4 separate regions of the Homo sapiens genome follow, and all the other regions are linked to region 2. The links are chromatin loops, found by intact Hi-C in ENCODE. Cell type or tissue: IMR-90. All regions are shown on one strand. Region 1 overlaps MCTP2 (multiple C2 and transmembrane domain containing 2). Region 2 has its middle 86 kb from the start of CHASERR. Region 3 overlaps SLCO3A1 (solute carrier organic anion transporter family member 3A1). Region 4 overlaps CHD2 (chromodomain helicase DNA binding protein 2).

Region 1 (5,000 bases), 1.5 Mb before region 2:
TCAGTCTCAAAAAAAAAAAAAGTAACAATAATATTCCACATAACAAGGTAGGTGAGAAACAAAAAGTGGCCCACTTTCACACACCAGTAGGTCAACAAATAGGTCTTTCTCAAGAGTAAATTGGCAATTTTTTAATGAGAATCTTGAAATGCTCAGATCATATAACACAAAAAATGCAATCCACCTGAATAAATAACTCACTTGCAAATATATGAAAAAGTAACCTGTACACACAGATTTAGGTATAAGAACGTTTGTTGTGGCATTATTCCTAATGTTACAAATTTTGAACAAACTTAATTCAGAATGTTGACTGAACAAAGTATGGTGCCCTAAGCTTTTAATTTCTTCTCCAAAATAAAGTTTTTATAATACAGAGAAAAATGTGTAGAGAGAAAACACCAGGTAACCAAACATTTAAAAGCCAGATTCTCTTTCATTTTAGAAAGAAAAATAGATTTTAAAAATCGGGGCGGGCCAGCCACGGTGGCTCATGCCTGTAATCCCAGCACTTTGGGAGGCTGAGGCAGGCAGATCACAAGGTCAGGAGATCGAGACCATCCTGGCCAACATGGTGAAACCCCCATCACTACTAAAAATACAAAAATTAGCTGGGCATGGTGGCGCATGCCTGTAATCCCAGCTACTCGGGAGGCTGATGCAGGAGAATCACTTGAACCAGAGAGGCAGAGGTTGCAGTGAGCCGAGATCGCGCCACTGTACTCCAGCCTGGCAACAGACCAAGACTCCGTCTCAAAAAAAAAAAAAAAAAAAAAAAAAATCGGAGCGATGGAGTAGAGTAGGTTCAGAATTTCGGTAAGGCCTAGTGGTGTGCCTTCGTCAACACCAGTTTTACTCATGAAGGGGCATTTTCTAGGTCAAATTTATGATGGGGAAAATTAAACCTCAATCCACGACAGAGTCTTTATTCAAATAAGGTGCCTTTTAAAAGAGTCTCTCATTTCTCCTGTTTCACAGAAAATAAGACCTGACCTCAAGAAAACACCTTTCACAACCCTCACACCACCCAGGTTAGAGGTGGTGGTGGCGGCAGGGGGAGGAACTTTTATCTCAAAAGAAGTAAAAGAGCAAAAAGATACACAAAAAGTACAAAAATTGATGAGGAAACTGGGAAGATAAGCCCACGATAAAAAGGATGGGGAAATCACAAAGTCATTCCTGTTCCCACAGGCGAAATGCAAAAACAAAACCCAAACTAGAATAACTATACCAAGAATAACTATGACAATTCACACGGCAATAGTAACAGCTAATGTTTATTGCATATGACTGTTTCAGCTCCACCCACCTCACGGCCCCGCCCCACGACCACCACCAAGTCTCCACAAGCACACACACCAGGTTAATCCTACCGCAAGCCTAGCAGGCTCATGGCTAGACCGTGTCTGAGCTAGAATCCAAACTCCGGTGGTCCATGTCCAAAGCCCACGCATAACCCTCACCCACCATCCAGCACTCTTCAGCACGTCACATCATGACACAAAACAAAATGATGTCTGTAGGGCACAGCAGGGTTTATGGTGGCCCAAGCCTAACAGAGGTGCCCAGAGGGCTGCCAGAATGAATACTTCAGTACATCCCATTCAGAACACACCTGTTGGGAAGCTACACCGCTGCTCAGTATACAATACAGAGTTCTAGCAACATCATAAAAATTAGCCTGCTAAATAGCAAAAGAAAACCAGGACTTAAATCAGTCATTTTAACTTTTTGGTAACAATTTAGTAATTTATTAAACAACAATAATTGAATAATAATATAATAAACAATAAGATAACAATTATTTAATAATAGTAAAAATTATGCTATGTAACAGCGATTACATAGCATAATTCTCACAGTATCGAGAGATCTTTAAATTTTTTCTCTGAACTACTCCTTTTAAATATGAACTTGACTTATGTAGCACATTTTTTTCCATTATCTGCATATAAAGCTGCCATTGCTCTAGAAACGAACGTCAGATATCTACCTGTGCTGGAAATTGAGAAAGAGAGCAGTTTTCTGAATGAGTGTTCATTTATTTTCATCCACTAAAACTCGCATCAAAAAAGACCATCAAACCTCAACCTACAGCTGAAGTGATTTTCACGGCCCTAGTAATGTGACAGCGAACTTCCATTAACTTTTCTTTTCCTTTTGCAACGCTACAGAGTGGCCACAAGAGGGCACCAGCAACACAGTATTCCCTCAGCCCACAGTGGTAAACTACTACAGCGGCCTAACATTACAGCAAAGCACAGGGTTTTAAAGCGAGGGCTATTGTTTTCCACGTATTAGCGCTCTACGAGCCAACAGGGTATGAGCTGAGCATTTTGCACAGGACGAGAGACCTGCCCATATCGCAAGGCTGAAGTTCAAGCCAGGCCTGGAGCATAAGACCAGCTCTAAGACGCCAGAACACCTCCTCCTCGGCCACATTCCTTCCCATGGGAAATGGACCCAGGGTTCAGTTTCCTCCATGCATCAACCAAATCATGAAGCAGTTGGAATTAAAGGCGATTGCTCACATATTTCTTCTGCTTTACCAGTCTCAAAGTTTAAGACAGCCAAGAGCTACTCAGATCGAGAACTTAAAACAAGTGTAAGTCCTATTTGGTCGAAAACAATACATCTTGTATAACATCCCGGAAAATAATGGAAAGGAAATGGGGAATATAAGGAAATAAAAGGAAAACGTTAGGATGAAGAAAAGGAGAGTAGAAAGAGCAAAGAAAGATGAGAGAAATAGAAGAGGGGACAGGGAGGGTCAGATGAACACAACACACAGGCAATGGCTGAGACAGCAGACATGCAGGAAGATGGCGGCCATTCTTCCTATGCGGATTGCTAACGAAGGTGAGCTCAATGCCATGCCTGGACCATTGACAGCATCAGAGTAAGACTCGTTCTTAGAAAGACCACTACAGCAGCCAAAGTCATCCAACAATAAATAATAACAGTAATAATAACAGGGCTGCTTAGTTTACTCCTGAGCTCCCCAATACCAGACCTCCTATTGTCAAGGCTGAAGGCCCACATGCCAAAGATTCAAAGGAAATTCTTGAAGAACTGGAAAACCACCTGCAAGGAACAATCTTCTAAATGTGGCCACACTTCCAGAGCTACCTGATCCAAACTTCTCAGCCTCCCATGATAGTCTTCTGTGCCCATGATTATTCATGGGTATTAAGCATGCTTAAGACAGGGAGTTCTTAGTCTCCCACCAACTTCATTTTTCATTACCCATAGGTTTTTGTTTTTTTAAGTCTGCACACATACACACACTGAGAGGCCACAGCTAAAGACCCTGAGGTGTCCTGGTGGCAACTATACAACATTACCCCTTTCCCAACACCATTGCTAAACCTGCCCATTGTTCTGAAGCCAGACTTCCTTGTGAGTCTTTCTAAAGAACAATTAACAATGGTGTAGTTCAGCAATCTTCACCAAAACTCCCAGAAAAATCTCCAAATCCCACCTTGATAACCTGCTTAACATACCAGCTCTGTGTTTGAACCAGGGAAGGGAGTGATTTAGATAAAACCTCACAGCTCTTTATGCCAGTGAAGCCTATTTCCCAGCCTCTCGCTGACGGCATCACAGCAGAGACAGGGAACTCTGGTATCTGAGACCTTTTCTGCATGTGTTTCCTCGTGGGCAAAGTCACCAAAAACTTCCTATGCTCAATCACATACCCTCTAAGCACTTTCTAACATCCTTTCTTGGGGTTTGTGAGCTGTCTTTTCCTAAGGGAGACACCATATTCTTCCACTCCACTGCTGAGTTAAATAGCAAGAAAATGACTTTTTATTACCCAACATCTCCGGATTTTTCTGCATGATTTCATGTCGTATTTCCAAGATGCTTCCGCTGAAAGCATTAGCCTCAACTCTTGATGACTGCCTAATGAGATTATACCATCTTTGTTGTAGATGTTTTTAAAGCAGTTTTTCAAAGCAAGAATCCAAAAATCAGACCATGATATTCTAGGCAGAGGTCAACAAACTTTGGCCCATCAGTTAAATCCAGACCACTGCCTGTTTTTGTAAATAAATTTATATTGGAAAACAGCTATGTTCATTTGTTTATTGTCTATGGCTGCTTTCTCACTATGTCAAGAGTTAATTTTCACTTATAGCCCATAAAGCCATAAAAAGTCTACTAATCCATGTTCTAGACAGAAAGTAACAGACAGTAATGATTATGTAACAATCCGAAGAAAATGCAGAACTCCTTCCTTAGCAGAGAGTGATTCATCAAAATAGCTTTTCTCCCTAAAAAAAAAAAAATTCAAAAACAGGGGCTGTGCAATTGGAATTAAAGGCCCTAAAGCTGCTGCTCCTCCATGGTCAAGGTTGCAACACATTTGAATAACTCTGAAGGAGCCTCTGTCATAATAAAAAATATGTGATTAATTAGATCCGTGTTTTTTACTTAAAATTAAATACATGATTCCACATAGGAAAATAAAATACAGGTGACTCTTGAAAACATGCATTTGAACAACTGCAAGGGTTCACTTATACAGAATTTTTGTCCTCCTCTGCATCTCCTGAGACAGCAAGACCAAACCCTGGTCTTTCACCTCCTCCTCAGCCAATTGGATGTGAAGACAATGAGGGTGCAGGCTTTTATGATGATCCACTTTCACCTAACGAATAATAAATCTACTTTCTCTCTTTTATGATTTTCTTAACACTTCTTCTCTAGCTTACCTTATTATAAGAATACAGTATATAATACATATACAAAATATATGCCAACGGGCTGTTTATGTTATCAGTAAGGCTTCTGGTCAACAGTAGGCCACTAGTAGTTGTGTTTTGGGGAATTCAAAAGTTATATGTGGGTTTCTGACTGCATGAGGGGTTGGCACCCCTAACCTCCTGCATTGTTTATTGATTAGCTGTATTTTAAAAACCCTATGCTAAAGACAGATCATAGAGAGAGCACAGAGAAATTGGCAAACTGACACAAGTTAGGGACCAAGCATCTAA
Region 2 (5,000 bases):
AAGATGTGGTTTCTCCATGTTGGTTAGGCTGATCTCGATCTCCCGACCTCAGGTGATCCACCCGCCTTGGCCTCCCAAAGTGCTGGGGTCATAGGCGTGAGCCACGGCCCCCTGGCCTGGTATTTCTATTTTTATATGCCCTAATATTTCTTATTTAGAAACATTTGAAGCCTATTAAAACATTACAAGAGTCTCGGGCTGGGTGCAACGGCTCACGCCTGTAATCCCAGCACTTTGGGAGGCTGAGACCGGTGGATCATGAGGTCAGGAGTTCAAGTCTAGCCTGGCCAAGATGCTGAAACCCTGTCTTTACTAAAAATACAAAAATTAGCTGGGCGTGGTGAGACACACCTATAATCCCAGCTACTCGGGAGGGTGATGCAGGAGAATCGCTGGAACTGGGATGGCAGAGGTTGCAGTGAGCCAAGATCGTGCCACTGCACTCCAGCCTCGGCGACAGAGCAAGACTCCATCTCAAAAACAAAAACGAAAACAAAAACAAAAGCATTACAAGAGTCTCATCTGAGGCCAGGCGTGGCTTCTCATGCCTGTAATCCCAGCACTTTGGGAGGCTGAGGTGGGTGGATCACTTGAGGTCAGGAGTTCGAGACCAGCCTGACCAACATGTTGAAACCTCATCTATACTAAAAATACAAAATTACCTGGGTGTGTGGGAGACTGAGGCAGGAGAATTGCTTGAACCTGGCAGGCAGAGGTTGTGGTGAGCTGAGATCGTGCTCCTTGGGTATAAATCTCCCCTTGTCTTTGTTGAAGTCAGGGTTGAGTCCAATCTCTCGTCCCCACTGCAAGACCCTGTGGCAGTGGTCCCTACACCTATCACTGTGGCCCCTTTTGGATAAAGTCTGCCTTAGCACCTTTTAACAAATGTCATAAATAATAATTTTTCTTTAACATTCTTTTTTTTTTTTTTTTTTTTGAGACAGGGTCTTGCTCTGTCTCCCAGGCTGGAGTGCAATGGCACGATCTCGGCTCACTGCAACCGCCGCCTCCTAGGCTCAAGTGATTCTTGTGCCTCAGCCTCCCAAGTAGCTTGGACTACAGGCATGCACCACCATGCCCAGCTAATTTTTGTATTTTTATTAATTTATCTATTTATTTATTTATTTTGAGACCAAGTTTTGGTCTTTTTGTCCAGGCTGGAGTCCAGTGGTACAATCTTGGCTCATTGCAACCTCCGCCTCCTGGGTTCAAGTGATTCTCCTGCCTCAGCCTTCCGAGTAGCTGGGATTACAGGCACGCTCCACCAGCCTGGCTAATTTTGTATTTTTAGTAGAGACAGGGTTTTGCCATGTTGGCTGGGCTGGTCTTGAACTCCTGACCTCAAGTGATCCACCCGCCTCAGTCTCCCAAAGTGCTGGGATTACAGGTGTGAGCCACCACACTCGGCCTAATTTTTGTATTTTTAGTAGAGATGGGGTTTCACCATGTTGTCTCAAGCTCCTGACCTCCAGTGATCTGCCTGCCTCGGCCTCCCAAAGTGTTGGGGTTACAGGTGTGAGCCACCGCACCTGGCCTGCCTCTCTCTCTCTCTTTTTTTTTTTTTTGAGACGGAGTCTCACTCTGTCGCACAGACTGGAGTGCAGTGGCACGATCTCGGCTCACTGCAACCTCCGACTCCTGGGTTCAAGCAATTCTCTGCCACAGCTTCCGGAGTAGCTGGGATTACAGGTGCCTGCCACCACGCCCAGCTAATTTTTTTGTATTTTTAGTAGAGACAGGGTTTCACCGTCTTGGCCAGGCTGGTCTTGAACCCCTGACGTCGTGATCCACCTGACTCAGCCTTCCAAAGTGCTGGGATTACAGGCGTAAGCCACCGCGCCAGGCCTTTTTTTTTTTAAGAAAAAAAAAAAAAAAAGACAAAACTTCCCAACTTGAATAAGGCTCCTGAGGCATGCAAGCCCTGGCCTCTGCATGTCCCTCCAGCAGCAGGCCCCAGCCTGCTCCTGAGCCTTTGGCAAGCTCTTCTTGGGGACCCCGTTTCCACCCCTCACCTCTCGTCTATCTGCCTTGGATCTTGGCTCCTTCATCTTTTTCTCATCTGCTTCTCAGGGACACCTTCCTTTCCCCGCATCAGGCTGCTTCTTCCTTATGTACTCTCACAGCACTTACTATGCTGTGGTATCTTACTGGTGTGATTCTTTGTCCGTTTTCCTACCTACCCCTTAAGGTCTGTGTGCGCAGGTACTGTGTCTTCCTTGGCTGAGCCTAGTATCCTAACTGCCTGCTGTGGTGCCTGACACATAGTAGGCATTGAATACATATTTGCTGAATGAAATAATGAGTAAAAGCTAGGTAATAGAAATAATACTTAGGTCTAAGAGGGACCAGTCTTTTTTTTGTAGTTGTTTAGCTACTTCATTTTGTTAAAAAGGACATCTTAATAACTAATTACTTAGTGCCATTACTGCCATCTAGTGGTGACTGATGTTATTATACTGCTGGGTCCATTCTCAATGATGTTACTGTACTGGCAGAGAAGGGAATCAATATATGCAAGATATCTGTTGAGTGTTTGCCTTGTTTCAGGTATTGTACCAGGAAGTTTACAGCAGTACCTGCTGGTTACGCCAGCAAAGGGAGTGTAAGCTGCTTTCCCATGGTCACCATCTAAGGAGGAGACCTGAATTCAACTCCAGGAGACCGTCTCTGTTTTTCTTTTCTTTTTATTTTTTTGAAATACATTTCTTTATTTTCATTCCCATATAGCAGAGATGGAACAAGGATAGTGATGCTGGAAAATCCTGCTTTGATCAAATCATCACATAAGTTAACGTCAGAAAACCTGTATTTGAATCTGACTCCTCTATCCTTGCCCTGGGAAATTGGACAGATTGACCCAGTTGCTGTGAGGGCTGAATTAGATGATGCTGAAAGTGCTTGGCCTGCAGTGGATATGCAAAACAATAGCTGTTATTTTAGACAGTCTCCAAGCAGGGAAAAAAGTCTTCATGCCTTCTAACTAATCATACAAACGTATGCAGTGTGTTTAAACTCTGGCTTCAGAGTTTAACAAATACAAATCTAATCGAAAAAATTAGTCAAACTCTATGAACAAATTTATAACTAATACAAATCTAATCGAAAAAACTAGTCAAACTCTATAAACCTAACTTGATTTTAAAATTCTAGTGGCTACAACACTCAATAATGTTTTCACATTGTTTGTGAATCCATTCCATTGATACATACAAAGATGTAGGAGAAACCATTTCAGATCCTCTGGGAGGACGACTTTGGTTATCTTATGATGCTGCTGGATTCCAAAGCCCTTCTGATTTCTAGGCATAACTGCATCAAAAGAAGGGGGCCCTTCTCTCTCCAAGAAGAGCTGGATCAAAGGGCTCTCTGGAGGCACCAGCTCCACATGACATTTGCCTTCAGCATTCTTGGCCTGGGTGTCTGCTCCAAAATCCATGAGCAGGCAGGCCAGCTCTTCACTGGCTGTCCTGGCCACTGCATGAAGTGGGGAATCCTTCATGAGGGCCTTCATGAAGGCCACTGCATGAAGTGGGGAACCTCTCCCTGGGTTCAGGTCTGCTCCTGACTCCAGAAGCTTCTTGACACAGGCTATCTGCTGGTTTTCACAAGCCAAATACAGTGAAGTGCCCACGTGGCTGATGTTATGGTCATTTTTGCCCCTATAAGCTGTAAGAGAGTCGACACACTCCACGTGGCCTCTCCTAGCAGCTTCATGGACGGGGGATGCCAGATCACTCTCAGGTTGAACGCTGGCTCCATGCTGCAGAAGCATAATCCCAGCTGCTGCTGATACAAACATTAAACAGTGGAGTGTGCCAGTCTGTTGTCACGCCATTCACCTGAGCTCCATGCTTTAATAAAATCTTTACACGAGAGGGATGACCTCTGAGACAGGCTTCATGGAGTGGGGAAACATGATCTGCCATGATGATGTTCACAAGCCACCCGTGGCTGATGAGGTTCCTCAGAGACAGCTGATGTCCGTAGATTGCAGCTTCAGGCATAGGAGACCAATCAGACACAGAATCACCCATCAATGGGTTTGAAAGAAGCCTGGTGTCAGGAGAGTCTCTTGGCCCCGTGGGCTTGCTCCCATCCATGCCCCCTTGTTTGCCATCCATGCTGCCCTCTCCTAAGCGAGCAAGCTCTGCGCTCCACTTCAGTTGCTCAGCAAAGTCCAAACTCCATGCTCCCCCTGCTCCTGAAAAATTCCAGTTCTGTGGCTGGCTGAGCTGCACACGTCCTAGTCAAATGGTCTAACTGGCTGGAGGCCCGCCAGAGGCCGCCTGTTTTTTTTTTTTTTTTTTTTTTTTGAGACGGAGTCTCGCTCTGTCGCCCAGGCTGGAGTGCAGTGGCGCAGTCTGGGCTCACTGTAATCTCCGCCTCCCAGGTTCACACCATTCTCCTGCCTCAGCCTCCCAAGTAGCTGGGACTACAGGCGCCCGGCTAATTTTTTGTATTTTCAATAAAGACGGGGTTTCACCGTGTTAGTCAGGATGGTCTCGATCTCCTGACCTCGTGATCCGCCTGCCTCGGCCTTCCAACATGCTGGGATTACAGGCGTGAGGCACCGCGCCCAGCCAGCCACCTGTTTTTTTCTTTTTTTTTAAAAGAGTCTTGCTCTGTCACCGTTGCCCAGAGCTTGAGTGCAGTGGCATGATCATAGCTCATGGTAACCTCGAATTCCCAGCCTGTAGCGGTTCTCCCCACTCAGCCTCCTGAGTGGCTAGGACTACAGGTGTGTGCCACCATGCCTGCCTAATTTTTAATTTTTGTAGATCTTGCTATATTGTCCAGGCTGGTCTCAAAATCCTGGGCTCAAGTAGTTGGAGAGGGCCAGAACAAAACGCTCCTTAATGGCAACAGATATATTTTGTTTTGTTTTTGTTTTTTGAGACAGAGTCTTTCGCTATCCCCCAGGCTGGAGTGCAGTGGCAGGATCTTGGTTCACTGTAACTTCTGCCTCCCAGGCTCAAGTGATTCTCGTGCCTCAGCCTCCC
Region 3 (5,000 bases), 700 kb after region 2:
TACCATGAAATATCTGTCATGAAGCCAGGCACAGCTTGGACTTGTCTTGACATAGGTGTCAACAGGCATAGAAGGTGTTTCTCCTTTTCTAGATCCATTTTCCGTTTTTTTGTTTTTTGTTTTTTTTTTTTGAGATGGAGTTTCACTCTATTGCCCAGGCTGTAGTGCAGTGGTGAGATCTCAGCTCACTGCAACCTCCACCTCCTGGGTTCAAGCAATTCTCCTGCGTCAGCCTCCCAAGTAGCTGAGATTACAGGTGCCTACCAACACGCCCGGCTAATTTTTTTTTGTATTTTTAGTAGAGACAGGGTTTCACCATATTGGCTGGTCTGATCTCAAACTCCTGACCTCAGGTGATCCACCTGCCTCGGCCTCCCAAAATGCTGGGATTACAGGTGAGAGCCACTATGCCTGGCCTTACAAGATCAATTTTTCTAACCCTTCCACTCTTTGTATCTGACTTCTGGGTTGTTCTTATTTCTTGCTTGTGTTGGGTGAATTGAGAGCTGTTGACAGCTGTTTGCTCTCTCTGTCAAAGGTTAACTGAACTAGGAGGCTCATGGAGATTTCCACCCATTTCCAAGATCAAATGAAAAGTCACTGGAAATACAGTTAAACCAGTTTAAAACTAACCAACCAACCCACCCACACGCTCATGAGGATACTTGAGATTGTGAGAAGAGGAGATCAAAGCAAGTTGGGGACATTTACTTCTTTTTCCTGTGCCATATGGACTTTTTTTTTTTTGTAGTTCATTTACCCATTTGTTTAACCTATGTTGCCAAACTTTTGCTATGGGACTCAAGAATTCCAAGAGTATCATTAAGTTACAAACCTAATTAGAAACTGGAGACAGGAAGGGACTAAGGCTGGAGGGTGGCATTGAACATCTAGAATCGCAGCCATTGGGCTAATTAGCCCAAAATGAAGGAATCTAGCAGTAGCAGCCAGCCCTCAGGATGGCAGAGCAGGAGGCTCTCAGTCTGTTGACCTTTTTTGTGAAGCAAACAGATGGCCACATCTTGTTCCAGCTGCAAACGCCATGCAGCCTTCTGCGAGGCCGGCTGGTGTGTGCCTCAGGACAAGTCTGCATGGATGTGCTGGTGAGGCTAGGCCATCTCAGCAAGGCCTTTGTCCATGGAAGGGAGCCGCCTTCTGGCTAAATTCCTGGAGATGTTTCAGGGAAGCCAGCTGTTCTGTTAAGAGTGGGGCTTTGAGGTCAGACAGGCCTGGGGATGAATCCCTGCTCTATCCCTAGCTGTGGAAACTGTTAACCTCTCTCGGATTTCTTATTATAAGTATTTATTGTGTGCTTACTATATGCCAGGCACTGTGCTAAATGCTTTGCATGAGTAACTCATGCCATCCACACACAGACTCAGGATGTGTGTGCGATGTCCCCAGGATCACAGAACTCATAAGGGGGTGTAGTCAGGATTCAAATGGAGTCTGATTCCAGTGCTTGAATTCTTAACCACTGCATGATAATGCCTCACCTAACAGTAGGATCTACACTCCCATGAGAATGTGCTGAGGCTCCAATGAGGCAATCTATGTATAGCTTTAAGAAGTGACCAATTCATGGCTGCTGTTACTACTAATCTTTTTGTAATAAACCCACATAGTTAAGGTTGGCCAAGGCAGTGATTAGATATGTACTCTGCTACTAAGTCCGTTTTTTCAAGGTCCTGTTCTCACCTGGGTTTCAGTTAACAAAGAACCTAAAAAAGAAATTCTGGAGGCACCATCATTTCCTCCCCCAGCTCTCAGGGGAGGGATTTATTCTCCCTGAGCTGAGGAGCAAAGGGAACCACGTAGCGATCAAACATGGATGAAAGGCAGCAGCGGGAGCAGCCCATGTCCAAGTGGAGCCAGCTGGGACCTCCAGGCAAGGTGCCCCGTGGGGGCTGTCACCCCAGAACTGGCCCATGTCTACAACCAGCCCTCCTTGGCACCCCAGCTGCATCTACTCACAAGTTTCAACCAGGCTTCCTCACTGGATTCTCCTCTCAATGCTGGCACCAGGCTATGTGGTGGACGCCGCCTTCTCTCCTCCATCTACCCCATAACGAGGGCCCTCTGTGGACCTGCCTTGCTCCTTCCCCACAAATTTTAGGCTGCTGCTTTTCCTGGACCCCAATCTCAGTGGGGACTTCAGAAACATGTGTCCACGTGTGTGGCCCTTGCCTATTAATGCCTACAGTAATGTTCCCATACATTGGACAGCCCTACAGAAGAGCACTGTTTTAGGAAAGCAAGGAAAAGATAGGGGAGGCCCTAAAGCAATTAAGAATCCCCTCCTCAAATACAGCCCAAATCCACCTGCAGGCGGCAAGTTTCACAAGACTAGAAACAATAAAAACTGCTGGCAACTATAGAATTCTATGGCTGACTCCCTAAATAGGATAAATGATATTCTTCTGCCCTCTACCGGTAAAGAGCTGTGCCACACGGTGCCTCACGGTGCCTCCGGGAAGGACGCAAACAAAGACCGTGACTGACAATGCACCTTGCATTCTTTGGAAACAGAAAGGGAAGTCCGCTATCAACTTGGTGGGGAAGCCTGTCATCAGCGAGATGCCCACACGGGACTGAAAGGAGCCCACCTGCCTTACATCCATGCAGGCACCAAGTAGCCAATGAGCCTGGAACCATGGATCACACCGCTCCACCCTGGGCCTTAACGGGCAAACAGAGATGCCGAACACAGTAAGATGGGAACAGCATTCCAGGCTGAAGGAACAGTCTCAGCAAATGGAGGGAACTGGGAGTGGATGGGCTAAGCCCCCTCCAGCCATCTGTCTACCCGCTGGTCATTTCAGGCACTGAGAAAAGGTGCTGTTTCATTCTCCTAAGAGAGTTTGGTGAGTGAAATCTCCACAGGCAGGCTCAGGAGATCGGGGTTTTATAGAGATACATTCCTTGGATTGGGGACATCCCTTCCCCTCTCTGTGACTTGGTTTCCTCATTTGTAAAATGAAAGAGTTGGAAAGGAATGATGTCTGAGGCTCTTTCCAGCTCAGATATTCTGGTCATTCGCAGGCTTTTGGTTCAAGGCCACCACTGATAGCACTGAGGGCAAAATATGCTATCTGGCCACTTTGCTACCCTTCAAGGTGGCTTCCCCATTGCATCAGGAGTATGCCTCCTCTCTATCCCCTCTGCTGGCCCTGTCTTGTGCTGCCTTGGGTGCAGTGGTGGAAGCTGGCCTGTCTATACGAGCAAGATGGAAACTGACTCACTTCATGTGTCCTGTGTCTTCCCAGCCTACCTGTTACCACACTCCCTAGGAAACGGGTTCAAAGGGCCAGCCGACGGCTGCAAAACACCAGCACTCAATCACCTTCGGAACAGACTCAGCACTTTAAAAGTATAAATAAATAGGGCTGCCTCTGATTTTTTTTTTCCACTTGGAAATTTGTAACATCATTAGCTACAAGTAAATATATCAGTAGGATTAATGGAGTGAATCACAAAGCGACTTGGATTTAAAACCACATTATTTCTTTGGGGTGAATTAGTAAATTTAGCATTGTCAAGAGATGATGGATTGAGAACCTGGGGACTGAGAATTCTTACTGATCCTGAGGATAGATCGGCATGAGAAGCAGAGGCTGGAATGGCTTCTCACCCTCTGTTTTCAGAGAGAAAGGAAATATGGCTTTGCTGCATGCTAAACTACATGGAAATATAGTGTTCCTTTTCAGACACAAGGTAGAGATGTGACAGCACATGGTAGGCAATGACCCAGACGGTCCCCTAAAGTCCCTGCTGCCTGGTATTCTGGTCCTTGTGTAATAATCCCTTCTCTTTCCATAGTAAACCTGAACAAGTGACTAGCTTCTAACAAACGAAATACAGCAGAAGTAATGAGATGTCACTTCTGAGATTAGGTTATAAAAAGACTGTGACTCCTGCCTCAGGTGCTCTCTCTCACCTTCTCTTGGGTTGTTTGCTTCAGGGGTGTCACGGTGAGGTAGTCCCCTCCTGTGGGCCCATGGCAGTGAGCTTGGAAGTGGATCCTCCCCAAGCTGAGCCTTGGGATGATCCAAGACCAGGTTGCCACCTTGCAACACCTTGACTGCAGCCTCATAAGAGACCCTGAGCTAGAACTGCCCAGTGAAGCTGCTCCTGTATTCCAGACCCACAGAAAAAAATACGAAAAACAGTATGATAAGAAATGTCTGCTGTTTTAGGTCATTAGGTTTGGGGTTATTTCTTATGCAGCAACAGGAAACCAATACACCACGTGACTTGCTTTGGTTAATGAAATATGAGGGGAAACACTGTATGTCATTTCTGAGTAGAGGTTTCAAGGGCCAGAGTAAAACTGGTTTCCTGTCTTGGTAACTGTGCAAGCTGGGGTCAGGATGGAACTTCTGTGGGCCTGGGCCTGGGGGGCTGAGAATGCTTATCGATCCTGAGAGTAGATCTACAGGTCACCACGATGAGCCAAGTCTCCCTGACCCTGACACTGCTGACCTACACTGCATATGTAGTGTGACCAAGAAATAAACCTTAGTTGTATAAAATCACTGAGGTTTTGGGACTGTCTGTCACCACAGAATAGTCTAGCCCATCGATCTAGCATCCCATTCAATCCCACAATCATGGATTGGGGAACTCAGGGTATTCTGAGAAATGCACTTGCACTTCCTGCTAAGAACACAGGTTCTGCTTAAAATGGTTTTGAATGTGGATATTTCCTCACAAAGGCCACCACAACAGTGTCTTCTAAAAGGATGTTCCAATATTCTGTCTCATTGACCCCGTTTGTACACTTGCACCTCCAGAACACATGCTCCAACTTTTAGTTTGGAAAGTAGGATCCTCATATAGGTTAATGGGCCCCCACTCAATGAGGATATGCCAAGCATTTCTACACAGACACTCTCATTAAATTCTTATCTGCCAGGCCGATGTAATTATTGTTACCCTTTATTTACAGATAAGGAAAATACAGATTTGAGGAGTAAAATCAGCTATTGGGGGTTATTCAG
Region 4 (5,000 bases), 180 kb before region 2:
TTCCCCTTGATGCAGAGCCCAAGTTGCTCAAATAACAAAGCCATGCATAGTATACCTCAGACCCATCTGCATTGAAGTGGTCCAGTGCCTGTTTTCGGATTTCTCCCTTGATGGAACCATCCAGACGCTGTAAAAATAAACCACAAGAAAACTGTAAGATAGGAAGATCAGCTACACTCAGAATAGAACAGCAGACTTGGAACCTTTATCACCTGAACACCCACTGAGTAAAAATAACTGCAAAGCACTGGCAAAGCGCTATGAAGAAGCTGTGCTTAAGAAGCACACCCTACCCTACTCGACCTGAGCTCTCCAGTTACAGACTCAAGGTTACAAGCTTCTGATTCAAAGGGCTGTCCAGGTTTAGCCAAGGATCAGAATGGCTGCCAGGACCTAAAAGGAGAAAGACGAAAACCCAACCTGTGCTTGGAGGCTGGGTTTACTTCTGTTTCTGTAGGTACTGCAGAGATTAGGAAATAGGACCACGGGTCACCCAATAATAAGCTCCTGCAGAAAAATGATGCTTCTTAGCTAATGTGGCTAAAACTATCACTTAAAGTGTCACACAAACCAAAAATTTATTTATATAATAATTTTGTTTGAAAAACATTTTGCTGAATCATTGAAAATGTTAAAATTGATCATATATCCCAGCTTTGCCAAAAATTACACTCTGAAATCATAGTAAAGTGTTCAAGCAGCTAAACTACATGAGAATTCAAGAAAGCCCCTGGCATTTATTAGCATACACAATTCCTTTATTAGAACATATGTCAGTTCTACATGCAATACAATGTCACCATAGAGAAACCATTGACACATAAAATACTAAAGAATTATCACCTGCATGCTGTACATTTTATAAAGCATTTCTTACTCTTTAAAATCATTTTTGCATTTCATCCCCTCACAATCACCACTTGAGATGAACAAAATACTTCATTTTACAGAAGGCAAAACTAACCTGAAAGGTGACTTGGCTGGCAGCAGACTCTGTGGAAGGGCCTACATACCCAGAACTCTGCCCACCAGACCTAACTCAAGTCAACTGACAGGTGAGGAGTCCCTTACTTCTTTCTCACTGACTACTCTACTCAGAGCCTTAAACCGAAGACGTATTCAATGGGAGATTCAGAGCCTTTACTTGAAATCAGAAAACCTAATGCCGCCTTTTAATATTCCCATTAGTAGAGGGCATTAATTATCTAAAAGTCACTGACCAAGCTTATCTATTCCCTAGAGAGAAAAACGATGCATTCTTGATTTACTTGGTATCACGGGATTTCCTAGGAATGAAAGCTCATAGGGATTCGATTCACTGACAGAGAAGTGACTTTTTGCAATAGGCTGTTTCTTGATAACAAGCACAGCCTTAAGCTATATTCTAAGACAGCAACTGAAAGACCATATAAGATATTATGGATATAACAATGCCTTTCAGGGTATTTTGAAAGATAATCAATCTGATAGTCTCAAAGGTGGGCCTTCTTAGGAGATAATCATTGGTCCAAGTTTCTTCAATCCCAACATAATTATGTGAGTTGGTAGAAGAGTTCATCCATTCAAAGTTTTAAAAAAAATGTAATAAATCTTAAAAATCAAAGCACTATAAACATGCCAAGAGACAAGGTAAATTGCGTATATGTCTATGTGTCTATAAATAGATCAGAGAATAAGTTTCTACTAGATTATATACACCTAGAAAAATGTTACTATGCGGAAGAAATTTTCCCCATAGGAGATAACTGTGTGAAGACAGTAACTCCAGTTAAGGAACTCCACAGAAAATAGGGGAAGCCATCATCACTTACTTCAGGGAGTAGCAAGGTTTTAAGTAGCAGTGTTCTGCTATGTTCCCAGCCTCACAGCCAGGGTCAACTTTTGGGGGGAATGTCTGATACTGCCCTCTCCTTCTAGGATTTGGGCTCCTGGAATTGAGCTCACACTTACTTCCTCTCTACTTTCACCATACACATGCAATAAGATGCCATCTGACATCCTTTTTTTATCTTGCCCCGTTTGACTTTCTCTAATCCTCCCCACCCACCTTCAAAAAAAGAATCGTCTCCTCATGACCACTTTCATATGGTAGCCTAAAGGCATGCAAGTAAAAATTAAGACCCTCCTGGAATCTTTTTTTTTTTTTTTTTTTTTTGAGACGGAGTCTCGCTCTGTCGCCCAGGCTGGAGTGCAGTGGCGGGATCTCGGCTCACTGCAAGCTCCGCCTCCCGGGTTCACGCCATTCTCCTGCCTCAGCCTCCCAAGTAGCTGGGACTACAGGCGCCCGCCACTACGCCCGGCTAATTTTTTGTATTTTTAGTAGAGACGGGGTTTCACCGTTTTAGCCGGGATGGTCTTGATCTCCTGACCTCGTGATCCGCCCGCCTCGGCCTCCCAAAGTGCTGGGATTACAGGCGTGAGCCACCGCGCCCGGCCCCCTGGAATCTTAACCTTAACTTCTTTGAAACAAGAAAACTCTTACTTCCTACTTTAACAAGCAAAGCATACAACCCAGTGTAGGAAGGTTGGGGAGGGGAGGCGGAGAGAGAGATTGATTCCCCCCACAGCAATTACTGAAATCACCTTACCTGGAAAGGATAGTGTTTAATAGTTAGGTATTCAGCCAGGATATCCAACATTCTCACCATCTGAGAGAAGATAAGCACTCGATTCCCCCTTTCTCGAAGTCTTGTCAACAGTTTGTCTAATAAAATCAACTTCCCACTGCTCCTTATGAGGGACTGAAGATTTAAAAGACATTCCAATAATTATGTTGAAACACAAATTTTAATCTTCCCTAATCTCTACAAATCCATATTTTAAAAATCATCTTAAAGCTTTCTGAAGCCCTTAGCAACCTGCTTGACCAGCAATTCCCGAAATGTTCTTTTTCCCAGTATCTGTTGATACTATACTTTACTTTCCAAATCATTCTTAGTTACCTTTTCTCTCCCATTTTTAAAGCTTCCTTTGATGATCCTTGATAGGTCACCAACAAGGAAATAGAGCATTCTGATGAAAAGCACCTAGAGAAACTAAGCGTTTTTTTTGAGAAAGTAATTATGAGGAACTACCTACCAGAAGAATCTCCTGTCCATTTTCCCTTTCATTTTCTTCAGGGGGTTTAATCAGATAGCAGTGGTTGCAACATTTTTTCAGTTCCATCACAATATTAAGAAAACCAGATGTGCTGCCTCTTGTTCCTTTGGCAAGAGCCTTGTAATTCCTGGTCAGAATCCACCTGCAAATTAAAATGATAATGATACTACTAGATACAAAAAAACAGAAAGTTGTAGGTACCAGAAGAGTATAAGAGATAGTAGTAGTATTGTGGAGAAAAAAAGAGGCCTAAAAAAGTTTAAGAAGCAAAGAATATTTTCTTTTGTATCTCCTGCCATCTAATCATACATCTTTCACATCTCCAGTCAGAATTAGGAATGTTAAAGATTCTGCTGGATATTTCAACCTCACTGAACACAGGAATACTAGAAGAAAACAACTCTCTCTACATATACACAACACACACATATGCTTTACATATATACACACACACACATACATACATACATTTTACATATTTACACACATGTACTTTATACATATTTAAGTGTGTGTGTGTACACAAAGGCTGAGAATCCTAAATGTGAAAATCTAAAATGTTCCAAAATGGCACTCAAAACTTTCTGAGTGCCAGTATGACGCTCAAAGGAAATTCTCATTAGAGCATTTTACAGTTCTGATTTCCAGATTTGGAATGCTTAACTAGTAAGTATAAAGCAAATATCCCAAAATCTGAAATACTTCTGGTCCCCAAGCATTTTTGATAAGAGACTCAACCTGTGTGTGCATGTGTGAATGGAAAATGACTGTCACTGAAACACTCTTCACTGAAATATAAAAATTGGAAATAAGCTAACATTATGAGGTTAAATAAATGTAAATATACCATAAAATAGAGGCTACATACCCATTTTAACATTGTAAAAGAGTATTTTATCTGACAAAATAACTTATCAGTATGTTTTCTACCCAAATTTGGAGGAGAAATACAGATATATTCATGTATACCCATGTATATTCCTTAACCACAAACTCCAAAATAGTAAAAGTACATTTTTTCCTGAGTGGCGCAATTTCTTCATGCTTCTCTTAGAAATCACACTTTAGGAATCTATCTCAAGGTCTTCACTCCAGAACTATTTATAAAAGTAGGTAAAACAATCTAAGTGCCTACCACAAGGAAACTGGTTGAATAAACCATACTATATAACCTCAATGGAACACTATGCATCATAAAGGCCTATCTCTATAAGCTACTATGGGGTGCTCTTCAGCCATGTATCATTAAGGAAAAAAGGAAGGCAGAGAAAAGTGTATACGGTATGCTACCACTTACCTAAGAGAAAGGAGGATATTCAAAGTTAAAATGCATTTGCTTTTATTTAATAATTAAAAGTTAAAGGAAGGATAAGCATTAAAATGTTAAAAAATAATAATAATTATGGGCCAGGTGCGGTGGCTCACACCTGTTAATCCCAGCACTTTGGGAGGCCGAAGGGGGCAGATCACCTGAGGTTGGGAGTTCGAGACCAGCCTGACCAACATGATGAAACTCCATCTCTACTAAAACTACAAAATTAGCTGGGCGTACTGGTGCATGCCTGTAATCCCAGCTAGTCGGGAGGCTGAGGCAGGAGAATCACTTGAACCTGGGAGGCGGAGGTTGAGGTGAGCTGAGATCACACAATCACACTCCAGCCTGGGCAACAAGAGCGAAACTCCATCTCAAAAAATAATAATAATAATTACCTATGGGGAAAGATGGACTAGAATGGAGGGAAGAGGGACTGAAGCTACATTTCTTTGAACATACCAGGCTTTGTAGCTTTGCCTTTGGAAATCTACAAATACTATAATTTAAAAACAAAATTAAAGCAATCCCTAAAAATCAAAACTAAAATGAAATAAATAAATCTATGTAACCATTAGTTGCCTAAAGA

The links. A loop is a pair of places that touch in the nucleus more often than their neighbours do. Peaks named below come from ENCODE experiments on the same cell type or tissue, not always from the same donor. Only the 100,000 strongest peaks of a DNase experiment are listed, where the experiment ranks them.
Region 1: it touches region 2 in a loop (17-fold over the local background); 2 of 110 quality-filtered maps call a loop at or near these places.
Region 3: it touches region 2 in a loop (5-fold over the local background); 2 of 110 quality-filtered maps call a loop at or near these places.
Region 4: it touches region 2 in a loop (6-fold over the local background); 12 of 110 quality-filtered maps call a loop at or near these places.

Annotation. Positions count from the first base shown.
Region 1 is chr15:94,321,594-94,326,593 of GRCh38, reverse strand. The region is part of intron 4 of MCTP2 (multiple C2 and transmembrane domain containing 2); the gene reads right to left. Among named protein-coding and RNA genes, the nearest start is that of MCTP2, 93 kb to the right of the region's middle. In IMR-90, a CTCF peak has its summit at 2,189 (motif pointing right); a DNase peak (open chromatin) is centred at 2,213.
Region 2 is chr15:92,794,768-92,799,767 of GRCh38, reverse strand. It overlaps the pseudogene ASB9P1. Among named protein-coding and RNA genes, the nearest start is that of CHASERR, 86 kb to the left of the region's middle. RefSeq lists an enhancer at 1,818-1,987. In IMR-90, a CTCF peak has its summit at 2,442 (motif pointing left); a DNase peak (open chromatin) is centred at 2,407; H3K27ac peaks cover 357 bases.
Region 3 is chr15:92,095,197-92,100,196 of GRCh38, reverse strand. The region is part of intron 3 of SLCO3A1 (solute carrier organic anion transporter family member 3A1); the gene reads right to left. Among named protein-coding and RNA genes, the nearest start is that of SLCO3A1, 240 kb to the right of the region's middle. In IMR-90, a CTCF peak has its summit at 2,425 (motif pointing left); no DNase peak of the experiment used is centred here.
Region 4 is chr15:92,970,006-92,975,005 of GRCh38, reverse strand. It overlaps CHD2 (chromodomain helicase DNA binding protein 2), which reads right to left. Exons shown (of 39, transcript NM_001271.4): 18 at 3,079-3,241; 19 at 2,589-2,741; 20 at 56-127. Among named protein-coding and RNA genes, the nearest start is that of MIR3175, 68 kb to the right of the region's middle. In IMR-90, no CTCF peak of the experiment used is centred here; no DNase peak of the experiment used is centred here; H3K27ac peaks cover 163 bases.